2 separate regions of the Homo sapiens genome follow, and region 2 is linked to region 1. A link is an interaction called in ENCODE POLR2A ChIA-PET data of the cell type or tissue named here. Cell type or tissue: Panc1. All regions are shown on one strand. Links, peaks and the distances in the headings refer to the core of each region. The heading gives the core; the rest is flanking DNA.

The links. Peaks named below come from ENCODE experiments on the same cell type or tissue, not always from the same donor. Only the 100,000 strongest peaks of a DNase experiment are listed, where the experiment ranks them.
Region 2: POLR2A ChIA-PET joins it to region 1 with 15 read pairs; 2 of 35 experiments call an interaction of 5 or more read pairs at or near these places.

The regions. Positions count from the first base shown.
Region 1 is chr17:72,681,134-72,688,513 of GRCh38, reverse strand. The region is part of intron 7 of SLC39A11 (solute carrier family 39 member 11); the gene reads left to right. Among named protein-coding and RNA genes, the nearest start is that of LINC00511, 44 kb to the right of the region's middle. RefSeq lists an enhancer at 1,556-2,056. In Panc1, for the core only: no CTCF peak of the experiment used is centred there; a DNase peak (open chromatin) is centred at 4,343; H3K4me3 peaks cover 988 bases; H3K27ac peaks cover 4,943 bases.
Region 2 is chr17:72,891,362-72,898,741 of GRCh38, reverse strand. All of the region lies in intron 5 of SLC39A11 (solute carrier family 39 member 11), which reads left to right. Among named protein-coding and RNA genes, the nearest start is that of SLC39A11, 200 kb to the left of the region's middle. In Panc1, for the core only: no CTCF peak of the experiment used is centred there; no DNase peak of the experiment used is centred there.

The DNA.
Region 1 (7,380 bases), core at 1,421-6,420:
CGCTCAGAGGAGGCATTTGTCCCCAGTGGAGGGCAGCTGAAGGCACACATGGTATGGCCTGGCAGTCGCCAGTTGGCCTCGCCTGGACTGAGGGGGTTGTCCAGCATGACACGGCTGCAGGGTTTCCAGGTAGAGAAGCTGCATTATTTGCCTGGAAAATATTCACATCTCTCTCCTGCCATAATGCTTGGCCACTGGGCCCCCTCGTAGCCTGGCACCAGCTTCTAGCTCCAACAATGACTGTATTTTGTACTTCCTCTGTGCCCTTCATTCAGGTATCTTAGGCCCTATTCTTGTTCTGCCGGGTGCCTGCAAAGTACAGCTTCCTCATTCAGAGCAGAAACGGGCCTGTACAGGCCCAGGATAGCTCTGTGGCATCAAAGCACACTTGTCTTCCCTGAAGTTCGTAGTCGTTAATCAGCCCAGAGCATTTGACAGTCAGCTCAAGTGGCCTCCAGAGCTGCTGGGTTCTTTCCTGTTTGTCCCCGGCTTGGGTCATTCAACTGGAGTCATGCAATCCTTACATACAAAGGGACCCTCTGGTGTCGTTGGCTGTCAGTGGGGCACTCCGAGGTTCAAATTATGGCTCTCCAGGAGGTGTGTGGCCTTGGAGATGTCACTGTATGCCACAGAGCCTCAGTTTCTGCATGTGAAAAATTGGAATAATTATGCCTACTTGGCAAAGATTTTGCAGGTTCAACAATAGAACCTATAGAGCATCCAGCCGGGTCTTGGCATATGCTTGTTGGTCAAAGGCGGCTGCTGCCAGGATTTTGTCAGCTTCAACACTATTAGCATGATGGACCTTCCCTACTCCATGCCTCCTCCTCACAGGAGTCTATTTGCCCCACATCTTAGGATCTCTGTATTTTCAGCAATGGTTTTCAAACAGCCTCCCACAGAGTTCTACAGTTTATGGTGGGTGTGAGGAGCAAAGCTTTGCTCTCATCTGTTTTCAATATTATGCTCCTGGCCAGGCGCGGTGGCTCACGCCTGTAATCCCAGCACTTTGGGATGTCGAGGCAGGTGGATCAAGAGGTCAGGAGATCGAGACCATCCTGGCTAACATGGTGAAACCCCATCTCTACTAAAAATACAAAAAATTAGCTGGGCGTGTTGGCACGCGCCTGTAGTCCCAGCTACTCGTGAGGCTGAGGCAGGAGCCGGAAGGCGGAGGTTGCAGTGAGCCGAGATCGCACCATCGCACTCCAGCCTGGGCAACAGAGCGAGACTGTCTAAAAAAAAAATGCTCCTACCCAAGAGTTTGCCAGCCTGGGCAACGTAGTGAGACCCTGTGTCTACAAAAATTTTTTAAAAAAACTAACCAGGCATGATGGCATACGCCTGTAGTCCCAGCTACTTGGGAGACTGAAGTGGGAAGATGGCTTGAGCCTAGGAGTTTGAGGTTATAGTAGCTGTGATTGTGCCACCAAACTCCAGCCTGGGTGACAGAGCATGACCCTGTCTCAACAACAGCAACAAAATTAAAACACTTAAAAAAAAGGACTTTATTTGAAGAAAAGAATTCCCCTCCTGATTAATTTGGAAAATAGCTATTCGGAAGCCTCTTGGGAGTCTGTATATTTCTTTAGCATGTCTAGGTGATGACTAGCAGGTGACACAAGCATGCTCTTCCTTTAATGGCAAGTGGCAGAGGGATGGATTAAATGACCTGTGGTGGTCCCATTACGCCCCTGTTTAGAAGATACTCTAATTTAAATCTTTTACTGCAAGGGAAGCCCATTTAATAGGGAATCTGCTGGCAGTCTCTTTTTTCATAGGCCCCTTATAAACTTGAACATATGCCCTGATTCCTGCCTGTGGAGCACACGCTGAGGCTAGCATGTCGTTGGGCCATAGCTGGGCATTCACAGCAGCAGGTTGGGGAAGAGACGGGCAGAGGCCTGGCCCTGAGACTCAGCCCCCTCACTGGACAGAAGAACAGTTTTAGATGTTGAGAGGGAGCTCCACCTGCCAAGCAGAGGGGGGTCTGGAGGGAAGGGCCCAGGCAGGGTGTGGTGCACCTGTCTTTACTATCACGAACGAGCCAAGAGCCATGCTGGGTAAGGAGACGGGTGGAGCGGGACAGCAGTGGGATCCCGAATCAGGCACTGTTTGAAAGTGCAGGCAGACCCCAGTCAGCTTCTGGAAGGTCTGTCGCCACATAGCAAGACTCCTGACACTGGACGATGGCTCAGAAGCAGGGATGAGGCTCCAATCCTAGGAAAGCACAGCATCTGGCTGGAAGCATGCCAGCAACAGACCTGGGGGACAGGGACTCGTCCAAGCCCAGGAAAAAGGCAGATAGAGATACTGTTTGCAGAACAACAAAGAACAGATGTTGAGTGTCACATTATGGGTTGAGGAAAACCCCTAAGTGTACCTTGTGATAAGTCCAGATTGGTCCTAGGGACAAGACCAAGCCTGCAGATGGAGGTCAAGGGTCAAGAGGTCCACCTGTCAATAGATTTTTTTTTTTTTTAAGACAGAGTCTCAGTCACCTAAGCTGGAGTGCAGTGGTGGGATCATAGCTCACTGCAATCTTCATCTCCTGGGTTCAAGCAATTCTCCTGCCTCAGCCTCCTGAGTAGCTGGGATTATAGGCGTATACCACCACGCCTGGCTAATTTTTGTATTTTTGGTAGAGACAGGGTTTCATGTTGCCCAGGCTGGTCTTGAACTCCTGACCTCAAGTGATCCTCCCACCTCGGCCTCCCAAAGTGCTGGGATTACAGGCATGAACCACCACGCACAGCCCACCTGTGGATAGATCTGATGCAGAGGTTGGAAATTGGGCTGTTTCAAAATCAGAAAATGTCCCTGTATTCCTAAATCATTCCCTAATCCTAGATGACCATGTTGCATCTGTGTGTTGCATGGAAAGCCAAAGAAAAAGTATGAGGGGGACCTGGTAAAAACCCAGGTCAGATGAAAACTGACCTTTGCCACGTTCCTGAGATGAATCCTTTTGGGGCTTATTGTGTTTGAAGTAAAATTCAAGTTCACTCTCCCCATCACTTACTAGACTCCAGATACACAGGACTTCAAGTTTCTTGAACACACAAAGATCCTGCCCATCGCTGGGCCTCGTTCTTGTTCTTTCCTCTGCACAGAAAGTTATTTTGCCCTCAACCGCCCCTCCCCCTTTAATTCTTCAGATCTCAATTTCAGTTGCAGTTGCACCTTTTCAAAGAGTCCGCCTCTAAACACCCTTCCTAAACGAGGTCCTCCCCTGAAATTCTCCATCAGCTCCCAAAGGTGGCCTCCTTCGTAGCATCGGAGCAGAGTGTCCAGCGTGGGGGTATCTGTTTGCATACCACCTGTCTGCTCCCAAACTTCCTAAGAGCCTGGCCCTGTCTCATTCACCCCTGTGTCCCCGGCACCCAATTTGGGCCTTGGCATGTAGGAATGCTTAATAAATTGTTACCAACTAAATGGACGAACATCTACTCAGTGGAGTTGAATCGATGATCATTTCCCTGCTCAGCACCATTTGTATCTTGTGTCTGGCCCATTCTGAATTGGTTCAGCTGGGATCAGACGGAACCAAAAGTTCTGCAGGATGATTGCCACATGGCCTATGAGCTTAACGTGTCATCAGAACCCCCGGGGGGCCTGAGACAAACTTGTGTGCCCAGATATGCTGACAACTTCAAGCCATTGGGCACCCACACAGAGCACCAACAAATGCAGAGCCAAATGCTTTCTCTTGTAGCTACACTCTGAGGAAGCTCACCCCTCCACTCCCCAGCTCTCTGATGACACCGTAGTCCCCTTCTGCAAACAGAGTGAGCCTCAGTCAGGGACCACATCTGTGATTTGAAGCAGGAGAGAGACTCACCAAAGTCATAATCATGGGGGTGGATGATAGTGGTGGCCGCGATAAACCAGCTGCCAAATAGAGTTTGGGGACAGTGTTAAGGTCCCTTGATCTGGGGAGTCTCTTGAAAGCCTCCCAAGGTTTACAGTTGCTTCTTGGGGTCTAGAGGAAAGCACGATGCGTTATCCTTGGTCACTGTGGTCGGTGCTAGCAGGGCACGCCTGCCCAAACCTGGGACAGTGGCTGTGTCAGTTTCCCTGGTCGGAGAGAAAGGTCCTCTGTCCTGGCTTGTAGGCTCATTAGTGTTTGCTGCTCAATTTTATGATGTGTTACTTACCTTGTAAATTGTCTGCCTGTCCCACGAGCCTGGGCAAAGCCTCCAGGCCACAAGCTGGACACTTGTACCATTGACTTTACTAGGCTATGGTGCTGTAAATGTGCTGCTGACCTCTGGTATGGTGAGCCCAGGTGCCTCCGGGCAAGGGAGTGGGTTACGGGAACCCAGTCTCTTGACTCATGAGCTGTCCAGGGAGCCTACGGATAATCATCGTAAACTGCTAACAGACCTGGGGAAAGAGCCCTGTGGCTCCCCAGGGGCCAGAAGGAGAGCAGAAAAACCTCTCTGGTGAGTCACTGCAAATATTTACCCTTGAAAGTTTGATTGCAAAATCTTCTAAGCACTTGAATAGCCCTTCCCCTGGGACTTAAAGAGCCCCTCCACTAGCAGGAGTCAGATGGGTAGTGTTGGAAAAGGGTCAGGCAGGGTGATTCCCCCCTTTCAAAAACAGCCTGGGAAGAGCCCCAAGCTGCCAGACTGCCAAAGGAACCCAGGGGCTTAGACTTCTCTAGGAAAATGTAAGTGATGGAGTCCCAGGATTCCCAGCTCTCTCGGGGGACCTGTCTAAGAGCACATCTGACTTTGAGCTGCACTTTGGTTTTTTGGCTCTGTCTTTAGCTAAAGAGTTTTCTACGAGATCAACCCTTTGACTCTTGGTTGGAGCTTTTATGGCACAAGTATTGGGTGTGTAATCCCCTGTTGACCTCACTACTGCCAGAATCAGCCTCAGGCCAGGCGCAGTGGCTCACACCAGCACTTTGGGAAGCAGAGGCGGGAGGATCACTTGAGCCTAGGAGTCCGAGACCAGCCTGGGCAATATAGTGAGACCCCTGGCTCTACAAAAAATTTAAAAATTAGCCAGGTGTGGTGGTGTGTGCATGTAGTCCCAGCTACCCTAGGGGCTGAGGTGGGAGGATCCCTTGAGCACGAGAGGTTGAGGCTGCAGTGAGCCGTGACTGTGCCACTGCACTCTAGCCTATAGGAGATGGCGAGACCGTGTATCCAAAAAAAAAAAAAAAAAAATTAGTCTCAAGGAAATGGGGCAGCAAAACCAATGCAAATCATGACATTGGATCTATTTCTTCCTTCTTCCATGGGGGTGTATACTTTATCCATTTTTCGGTTCATCCTTCCTTCTTTCCTTCCATAGAGGATCTATTGAGAACCAGCTACATGGGAAAGTCTGAGTGGGCCTTTTACCAACAGTTACCTGTAGTAAATTAGAATGTAGGGGGCACCCAAAACATTCTGCATGAAGCAGCACCTTCAGAAGCCACTGATACCTTGCCACATGACAGTAAAGGTGCTGTGAGTGACAGTTCCTCTTGTAGATGCCAGTTTGCAGGAGGACTCAAAAGAGGTGCAAGTGGACAGTTTCCATTTTTCTTTGGTTTGCTGGCATTTTTGTTTTTTGTTTGTTTGTTGACAAAATGGGTGCCTCAAGATAATGTTCTAGGTCTTAGATTATTCAGATGGGAGAAGATGTGAACTTTTATCCTGTCCTAAAGATTGACTCATAAGTCAGACAGTTATATAAATAAAGGACTGATAAGAAGATAGTAGAGTCTCCACGTGAATCAGCAGCTTCCTTTACAGTGGAAACCACTTCATGATTGGAGGTGAAGAGCTGATGGTTACAGGACAGCCTCCCACAGAAATCATGGAGGCTTGGAGCTAAAAGAGACCATGAAAAGTTTTTTTTGTGGGGGTCAGTGAGTTTCTCATAGTCCAGCTGGGAAGAAGTTCAAAACCACCTGTCTTGCCCACAATCAGCTGTGCTTACCAGCTCACTACATTGACCCTTGGATAATGTGGGGCTTGGGGGCACCGGCCCCCTCCCCACACAGTCAGTTCCATTTAGTCAATTACACGTATAACTTTGGACTCCCCAAAAAATTAACTGCTGATAGCCTACCGTTGACCAGAAGCCTTACCAATAGCATAAACAGTCGATCAACACATATTTTTTATATGTATTATATACCAGCAGTCTCCAACCTTTTTGGTACCAGGGACCGGTTTCATGGAAGACAATTTTTCCATGGACTGGGGTGGGGGGAGGGATGGTTTCGGGATGATTCAAGCACATGACATTTATTGTGCACTTTATTTTTATTACAATCACATTGTAATATGTAATGAAATAATTATACAATTCCCCATAATGTAGAGGAGCTTGTTTTCCTGCAACTAGACCGTCCCATCTAGGGGTGATGGGGGACAGTGACCGATCATCACAACGTAGGTCCCTTGCATGTGCGGTTCACGATAGGGTTCGTGCTCCTCTGAGAGTCTAATGCTGCCGCTGATCTGATGGGAGGCGGAGCTCAGGTGGTAATGTGAGTGATGGGGAGTGGCTGTCAATACAGATGAAGCTTCGTTCGCTTGCCTGCCGCCCATCTCCTGCTGTGCAGGCCCAGTTCCTAACAAACCATGGACCAGGTCAGGTCTGTGGCCGAGGGGCTGGGGACCCCTGTTATATACTGTATTCTTACAATAAAGTAAATGAGAAAAAAGAAAATATTATTAAGAAAATCCTAAGGAAGAGAAAATATATTTACTATTCATTAAGTGGAAGTGGATCATCTTCACACTGAGTTCGCTGTGGAGGAGGAGGAAGAGGAGGTATTGGTCTGGCTGTCTCTGGGGTGGCAGAGACAGAAGAAAATCCACATGTAAGTGGACCTGCACAGTTCAAACCTGTGTTGCTCAAGGGTTGTTGTTCAACCCCTCGTTGTTTCAGAATGTGAAAATGTCTGCAGGGAAAATGGTTATTTCTCGCTTGTGGCTAGATGTCTGCGGCTGTGATAGGGAGAAGAGCAGGAGCAAAAGAGATGAGGAGAATGCAATTCGTGACTTCTCTCCTTCCCCCTGCCACCAGCCTCCACTGGTCTCTCTCCTGGACTATTGTCACCTCTGGCCACTCCTGCTTCCCTCCAACTTTCCACCCACAGCAGCTATAGCCAATGCTTAGAAACACAGTTCTAATCATGCAGCTCCTCACTTACATGGCCTCTAGCTGCTCCTATGATGCTCCTAAGCATGAAATCCTTAGCCTGTGACTCAGCAATTCCACTCCTCAGAGTAGGCCCAACATCACTGAAAACAGGCATTCAAACAAAAACATGTAGACCGGGTGCTGTGGCTCACACCTGTAATCCCAGCACTTTGGGAGGCCGAGGTGGGCGGGTCACCTGAGGTCGGGAGTTCAAGACCAGCCTGG
Region 2 (7,380 bases), core at 846-5,845, 210 kb before region 1:
CATAATGTATGAATATCTATATGAGTGTCTACGTGAGTGTATATGCACAATGCATGTATACATGTATGTGCATGCATATATGTGTGCATGCCCATGTATGCACTGTGTATATGCATGTGCTTGCATGTGTGTATGACTGGGTGTGTGTGTCTTTTTTTTTCTCTGACAAGCTGAAGAGTTTTCAATGAAATCAGAATCCCTGCCTCTATGTCACAGCAGAAGTTTTTCACCATTTGTTTCACTAAGATTCTTGGGTCTGGTCCTGTTCAGGGGAGAAGCCCAGAAATTCATGCCTTCCCTCCTCTGGGGACCAGCTGGGGGCTGTTCTAAAGTGCTAACATGGTCAACAATACATTTCCTCCCCAGTAGCAGCGGTATAGCTGAGTGGATGCGCCGGGAGGCCTGAAGCGTCCTGATCAATTCTCTGTGTTGCTCATGAACTCGGATGCTCCAGCCCCTTGAGGAGCTCCCAGTGTATCCTTATGTCTTTGGGGGCGGCCAGTTGAAAAACAAGCATTTCCTTCCACGTGTCTATGTGCGCAGGTATCTTTCCACCATCTGTCCACTGGAACTGGTCTTACTGAGGTGGCCCCCAAATTGCCAGATGCACCAGACACTTTTTGGTGCCTTATTAGATTTCCTGCTGCATTCAGTTCACTTGGCTCTTCCCCCTTCTCTTCATCCTGGGCTTTACTGGTGACACTTTGTTCCTGTTTCTCCCCATCTCCTTCCTGACTGGGGTTTTTCCAGACTCTCCTACGTTTCTGTGGATCCTGTTCCCCCAGCCGTCCTGTACCTGTTGCTTTTACCCCTTCCTCCAGGTCTCACCTTCCACCCCTCTTCTCTTGGGTAATCTTTTCTCTGTGAGATACTTTAACTACCCTCAGTATACCACTGACTCCCAACTCTGGGTCAGCCGCCCACACTTCTTTTAGAACTCCACACCGAATTCCCTTGCCGCCTGTTTTTGTTTTTGTTTTTGTTTTCCCTCTAATAGGCACAGGCATGCAGGTTAGCTTTTGAAGCTTGGATTTTGTTTCAGAAAAGGAAGAGGCTAAAAACCAGGACCCTCACTATGCTGTCGCTTATGAGATGCTGAACTCACAAGGATCCTGACATCACCATGATATTAGACTTTCTTCAAACTCAGCTCATCCCAAACTCAACCCATCGGCTCCTCCTAAACCCGTTGCCTCTCTGGCATTTCTTCTGAATTAGGGGTACCAACGTTCAACTACTTATCTCAAGCCCCAAACACTTGGCTCTGCTGTACAGTAGAACTTTCTGTAATAATAGAAAAGTTCTGTTTGTACCATCCAGTACAGATGCCACTAGCTTCACATGTCTATCAAGCCCCGAAGTGTGGCTAGTGCAAGCTGAGTTCATTTCAATTTTAACATGTTTTAATGAGGTTATATTAGATGACTGCATGTGGCTTGTGGTTCTCATATTAGACAGCACAGTGCAGATGGCTTCCTTTTCCCACCTCCGATGTCCAGCAGGTCACTGTCTGTCCCCACTGGGGTCCTCTCAGTTCAGGCCTTCATCATCTCTGCCATGAATTACTACAGGAGCTCCCAAATTGGTTTCCATGCTTCCTGGTCCTTTCCAAATTTCTGTTGTTGGAGTGCTCTCACTCACCCTTGAGGACTTTTCTGTTTTTCTGTTTGTTTTTTTTTTTTTTTTTTTGAGACAGAGTCTTACTCTGTCGCCCAGCCTGGAGTGCAGTGGCATGATCTTGGCTCACTGCAACCTCCACCTCCTGGATTCATGTGATTCTCCTGCCTCAGCCTCCCGAGTAGCTGGGATTATAGGTGCCCGCCACCACGCCCAGCTAATTTTTGTATTTTTAGTAGAGATGGGGTTTCTCCATGTTGGTCAGGCTGGTCTTGAACTCCTGAGACCTCAGGTGATCCGCCTGACTCGGCCTCCCCAAATGCTGGGATTACAGGTGTGAGCCACCGCACCTGGCTGTGAGGACTTTTCTTAAGCGTCATTTCCCATGTCCCTTTCCCTCACTCCCTGGTACAGGCAAAATTGAGCATTTTCTCATCTGTGTTTCTCTTCCTACTTCTGTCATTACAATGAACAAATGTGTTATAAATATTATTAAAAATAGATGTGCATCCCCCTCTGTGAACTCTTTGAGGAAGAACAGCCTTGGTCTTTCTTCATCTTTCGGTACGCTGTTGGGGTACAGCACTAACAAATGTTTACTGAGTGAATAAAGGATTAATGTAGGCCGGGTGCAGTGACTCATGCCTGTAATCCCAGCACTTTCGGAGGCTGAGGCGGGCAGATCACTTGAGGTCAAGAGTTCAAGACCAGCCTTGCCAACATGGTGAAACCCTGTCTCTACTAAAAATAGAAAAATTAGCCGGGTGTGGTGGCAGGCATCTGTAATCCCAGTTACTCAGGAGGTTGAGGCACGAGAATCACTTGAACCTGGGAGGTGGAGGTTGCAGTGAGCCAAGATTGCACCACTGAACTCCAGCCTGGGTGACAGAGCGAGACTCTGTCTCAAAAAAAAAAAAAAAAAAAAAAAAAAAGGATTAATGTGAACAATCCCCAAATGTTCTCTTTTTGGTTTTAGATTACGTTATACATTTTTGAAAATTTGTTGTAAAAATCCTATCTATTACAAAAATCATATAACCAGAATGCCGTTTTCATAGTAATATAAAATAACTTAAATTCCCTGAAGACTATTGAGTTTAAGATACTGAATCATACATATGCACACCAAAAAAAAAGATTAAAAATAATCTTTAATAGGGCCTTGGGATTATGTGCACTTTATTAAGCGCTAATTCTTTCAAAATTGGCCATTTGTGTATGATCTATATTAGCAATTTTCATTTAACTACAGTATTTGGTTAAATAAAATACCCCTTTCCAACTATTCTTCACAGAGAAGGAGTTTATTGAACATTCTCAACTAGAGTTTTGCTGAAAGTAATGGAATTTTCTTTCCTTGAACTCAAAGAATAGAAAATAGAAAATTGAAAAAGAGAAAAATAGAGAACTCACTATGGATGGTGGAGAACTGGCAGCTCAGATGTTTGCTTCCCTTTAGGGTAAGGGTGGCAGAGGCTCTTCTTGATATAAACAGCATGTTTAGAGGGTCTTCATTCCATTTAGTGGGATTTTTTTTTTTTTTTGAGACAGAGTTTTTGCTCTTGTTGCCCAGGCTGGAATGCAATGGCACTATCTCAGCTCACTGCAACCTCCGCTTCCTGGGTTCAAGCAATTCTCCCGCCTCAGCCTCCCATGTAGCTGGGATTACAGGCATGCACCAGCATGCCCAGCTGATTTTTGTGTTTTTAGTAGAGATGAGGTTTCACCATGTTGGCCAGGATGGTCTCGAACTCTTGACCTCAGGTGATCCTCCCACCTTGGCCTCCCAAATTGCTGGGATTACAGGTGTGAGCCCGCGCACCCAGCCATTTATTTGGTTCTCAAAGCAGGATAGGGCTGTTTTCTTCTTCCTGTGCACTAACATCTCAGGAATGATTTTCCAAGCTGCCTTCTCCCATCGCACCAACCCTGCTGCCTCCCAGCCTTCCCTGCCCGCTGCCTGTTCTGTCACATCCCACCTCATCCCTACCAATGCGACTAGCACCCACCAATGCGACTAGCACCCACCAATGCAACTAGCAATAGCTACCTTGAAGTAACCAAAGAAACATTCTTCTGTTTTAAGTTAATCAATGAAGCAAATCAGTTTCTGCGTTAGTTTCTGGGGAAACAGTGGAGAGGAGGATGAACACTGCCCTACCTTCACAGCACCACCCTGGTCAGTTCCTGCTGCTTATAGGATCACATAGAAAGACGGTCTCCCAGTCCACCTTCAGCCCACCATCCCTGGGTGCATCTTCTACAGCACCATCTCTCTAGGCCCACACTGAAATTGACCACTCCACTGGAGATGTTTCTCCCATTGCCTAGCAACCTCCCAGGTCTTATTCAATACTTAGATTAATTATTCCCCTCTCTGAAACGTTTCTGACTCATTCAGGTTGAGGTACTGGCTCCTTCTAGGTTCCCTCTAGAATTTTTTTTTTTTTTTTTTGAGACAGGGTCTTGCTCTGTTGCTCAGGCTGGAGAACAGTGGCATGATCTCAGCTCACTGCAACCTCTACCTCTTGTGTTCAATTGATTCTCCTGCCTCAGCCTCCCAAGTAGCTGGAAATACAGGTGCGTGCCACCACACCCGGCTAATTTTTTTTTTTTTTTTTTTTTAGTAGGGATGAGGTTTCACCATGTTAGCCAGGATGGTCTCCTGACCTCGTGATCTGCCCACCTCAGCCTCCCAAAGTGCTGCGATTACAGGCATGAGTCACCGTCCCTGGCCTTTTTTTTTTTTTTTTTTTTTTTTTTTGAGACAGAGTCTCACTCTGTTGCCAGGCTGGAGTGCAGTGATACCATACTGGTGTGCTGCAACCTCCGCTTCCTGGGCTCAAGTGATTCTCATGCCTCAGCCTCCAGAGTAGCTGGGATTACAGGCATGCGCCACCACGCACAGCTAATTTTTGTGTTTTTAGTAGAGATGGGGTTTCACCATGTTGGTCAGGCTGGTCTTGAACTCCTGGGCCCAAGTGATCCTTCCACTTCAGCCTCCCAAAGTGCTGGGATTACAGATGTGAGCCACCATGCCCAACCCCCTCTGTAATTTTCTATTTATCATGAGCATTGGTTATTTTGCATTGAACTTTATCAGTTTACATACTGATCACACTCACTGCTTGGTTCTAAAGGTTCAGACACTATACAGCACCTGTCTGTATATCCCTAGCACTTAGTACAAACAGGGCCTGGTATATAGCAGACATCGAGGAAATATCTAAAAGGAAAACAATATTTTTATTGGGGTGGTAAGTGCCTTAGTCACCTAGGAGAACTCACTAACTTTCTCTCCAACAATGGGACTTATCCAGCCTCCTTGGTGTCTTTAGCCCTCTTCTTCCTAGGACCCTATTAGAATAGTGACATTATCATGGTCAAGAACCAGATCTTCTTTTGAACTTATTCTAACCTTGATTTTTCTCATGTTGTGTGTTTTGGGTTTTGATAGCAAATTAAGGCCCTCCCTAACCCCCCATTTTTTTAACCCTAAATTTGGCCTGCAGACTCGGGAAGAGCATTGGTTTTCCAATGAGGATTCTCAGGTGATTTAGCAGGAATGAGACTTAAAGAACAAATTGTACAATATAGATAGCTAAGGAACTCACTGCTATATTGAGCTTCTGTGGTCCGTATCTATATATATATATTTTTTTTCCCTGAGACAGTCTTGCTGTGTCGCCCAGGCTGGAGTGCAGTGGCACGATCCTGGGTCACTGCAACCTCCACCCCCCATTTCAAGCAATTCTCCTGCCTCAGCCTCCCAAGTAGCTGGGATTATAGGCATGTGTCACCACGCCTGGCTAATTTTTGTATTTTTAGCAGAGACAGGGTTTCACCATGTTGGCCAGGCTGGTCTTGAACTCTTGACCTCGCAATCTGCCTGACTCAGCCTCCCAAAGTGCTGGGATTACAGGCGTGAATCACCGCCCCGGCCCCTGGTCCATATGTTTTCATTCAATAGTATTGGGCTTCATTTTCCTTTTTCTTTTCTTTTCTTTTTGGAGGGAAGTTGGTAGTGGGTATTGTTTAGTTAGAACTTAGTATAAATGATCCTTTTGACAAGGGAACAAAAGCCCTCATTCTGATTGGCACAGTATTTGAAATCAAAGTCATAGCTATCATTACGAAGACCTCATTTCCTGATGATTGATTTAACATAATTGCCTCTTGGAGAACCTACCCTGGAAAATACATGGATGCTGGCAATGAGTGACTAGCTACATTCGTTCCCTTCCCTCACTCCCTCCAGTTTGTCTTTTGGATCCAACAAGTCAGTTGGAGGAAGGAGTTATGCGGGAAATGGCTGTCAAATCTGAACAGTTTCTCACTGCACTCTTTCTAAAAAACTTCAGAAATTGTCTATTATCCAGTTTACTGGTTGGATTGTGGACCAATTGTTTCTGCGTTGTGTTATCTCACCTAGAATCAACAGAAATTGATAGCATCTTTTAGCCCTGGAACCAAGAGATTCAATTTTGTCTCCTGCTCATTTGGAAAAGACAGGCAAAAAATAACCCCAAATCAGTGGGGAAATAGACTCTTGAATTTGAAACGAACCATACAGTATTATTTAATCTATTTATCTTTATTCTTTTTCTACCCCAGAAAGATAATTATCTTTTTTTTCTAAGACTCTCAAGAGGAGATTCTGTGTTTCTCTTTGACATCTATTCTGGGCTCTAATAAGATTTTTTTTTTTTTTTTTTGAGATGGAGTCTCACTTTGTTGCCCAGGCTGGAGTGCAGTGGTGTGATCTCAGCTCACTGTATCCTCCACCTCCTGAGTTCAAGCAATTCTCCTACCTCAGCCTCTTGAATAGCTGGGATTACAGGTATGCGCCATCACACCTGACTAATTTTTTTTTACTTTTAGTAGAGACAGGGTTTCACCATGTTGGCCTGGCTGGTCTTAAACTCCTGACTTTAGGTGATCTGCCCACCTCGGCCTCCCAGATTACAGGTGTGAGCCACTGCGCCCAGCCTCTAATAACTTTTTATAATTAGACAAGAAATTATTAATGTTTTCCCTTATATTGCTAGGGAAGTTCATTTCATCCTGTGCAATCCTTGGGGAAAAAAAATAGTCTTATCTCTACCTTGGCTCTTCATAGTATTCATTCAGCACATCTTTATTGAGCACCTACTGTGTGCTGGACACTGTGCTAGGCCCTGAGGCTGCAGAAGTGCATAGCACAGAACAGTAATGCCCCAGGCTCATGAGTTAGTGGAGGAGAGTTTTTTAAATTTTAAAATAATAAAAATTATTTTACATTTTTAAAATAATTTTAAAATTATGTTTTAAATAATTTTATTTAAATATAAAATAGTAATAAATAGTAATAAAATCATTTCTATTGGCTTTATATTATATATGCACTTATATGTATGTATCTGTGTGTGTTAATATATATCTATATCTATATGTGTAATAATGCCAAGTAGGTTTAAAACCAAAGAGGGAAGTAAAAGCGAGGTAATGGCCGGAGAGAGAGTGACCAGGGAGTATTTTTGATAGGATGTTCAAAAAAGGCATTGAGCAGGGACCTGAATCATGAACTGAGGGGAGAGAGTGAGGATAGAACCTTCCAGACTGGGGAGCAGCAAGTGGGAGGCTATGAGGGTGGGAGATTGGAAAGGCAGCTGGGGAACAGGATGATCTGAGGAATTTTCTTCAGGTCCTTCCAAGTCTTTATTTTCTCTGTTTTTTTGAGAGGGTAGAGAAGGTTGGCAGGGGCGTCCAGGCAGGAGAGCAAGA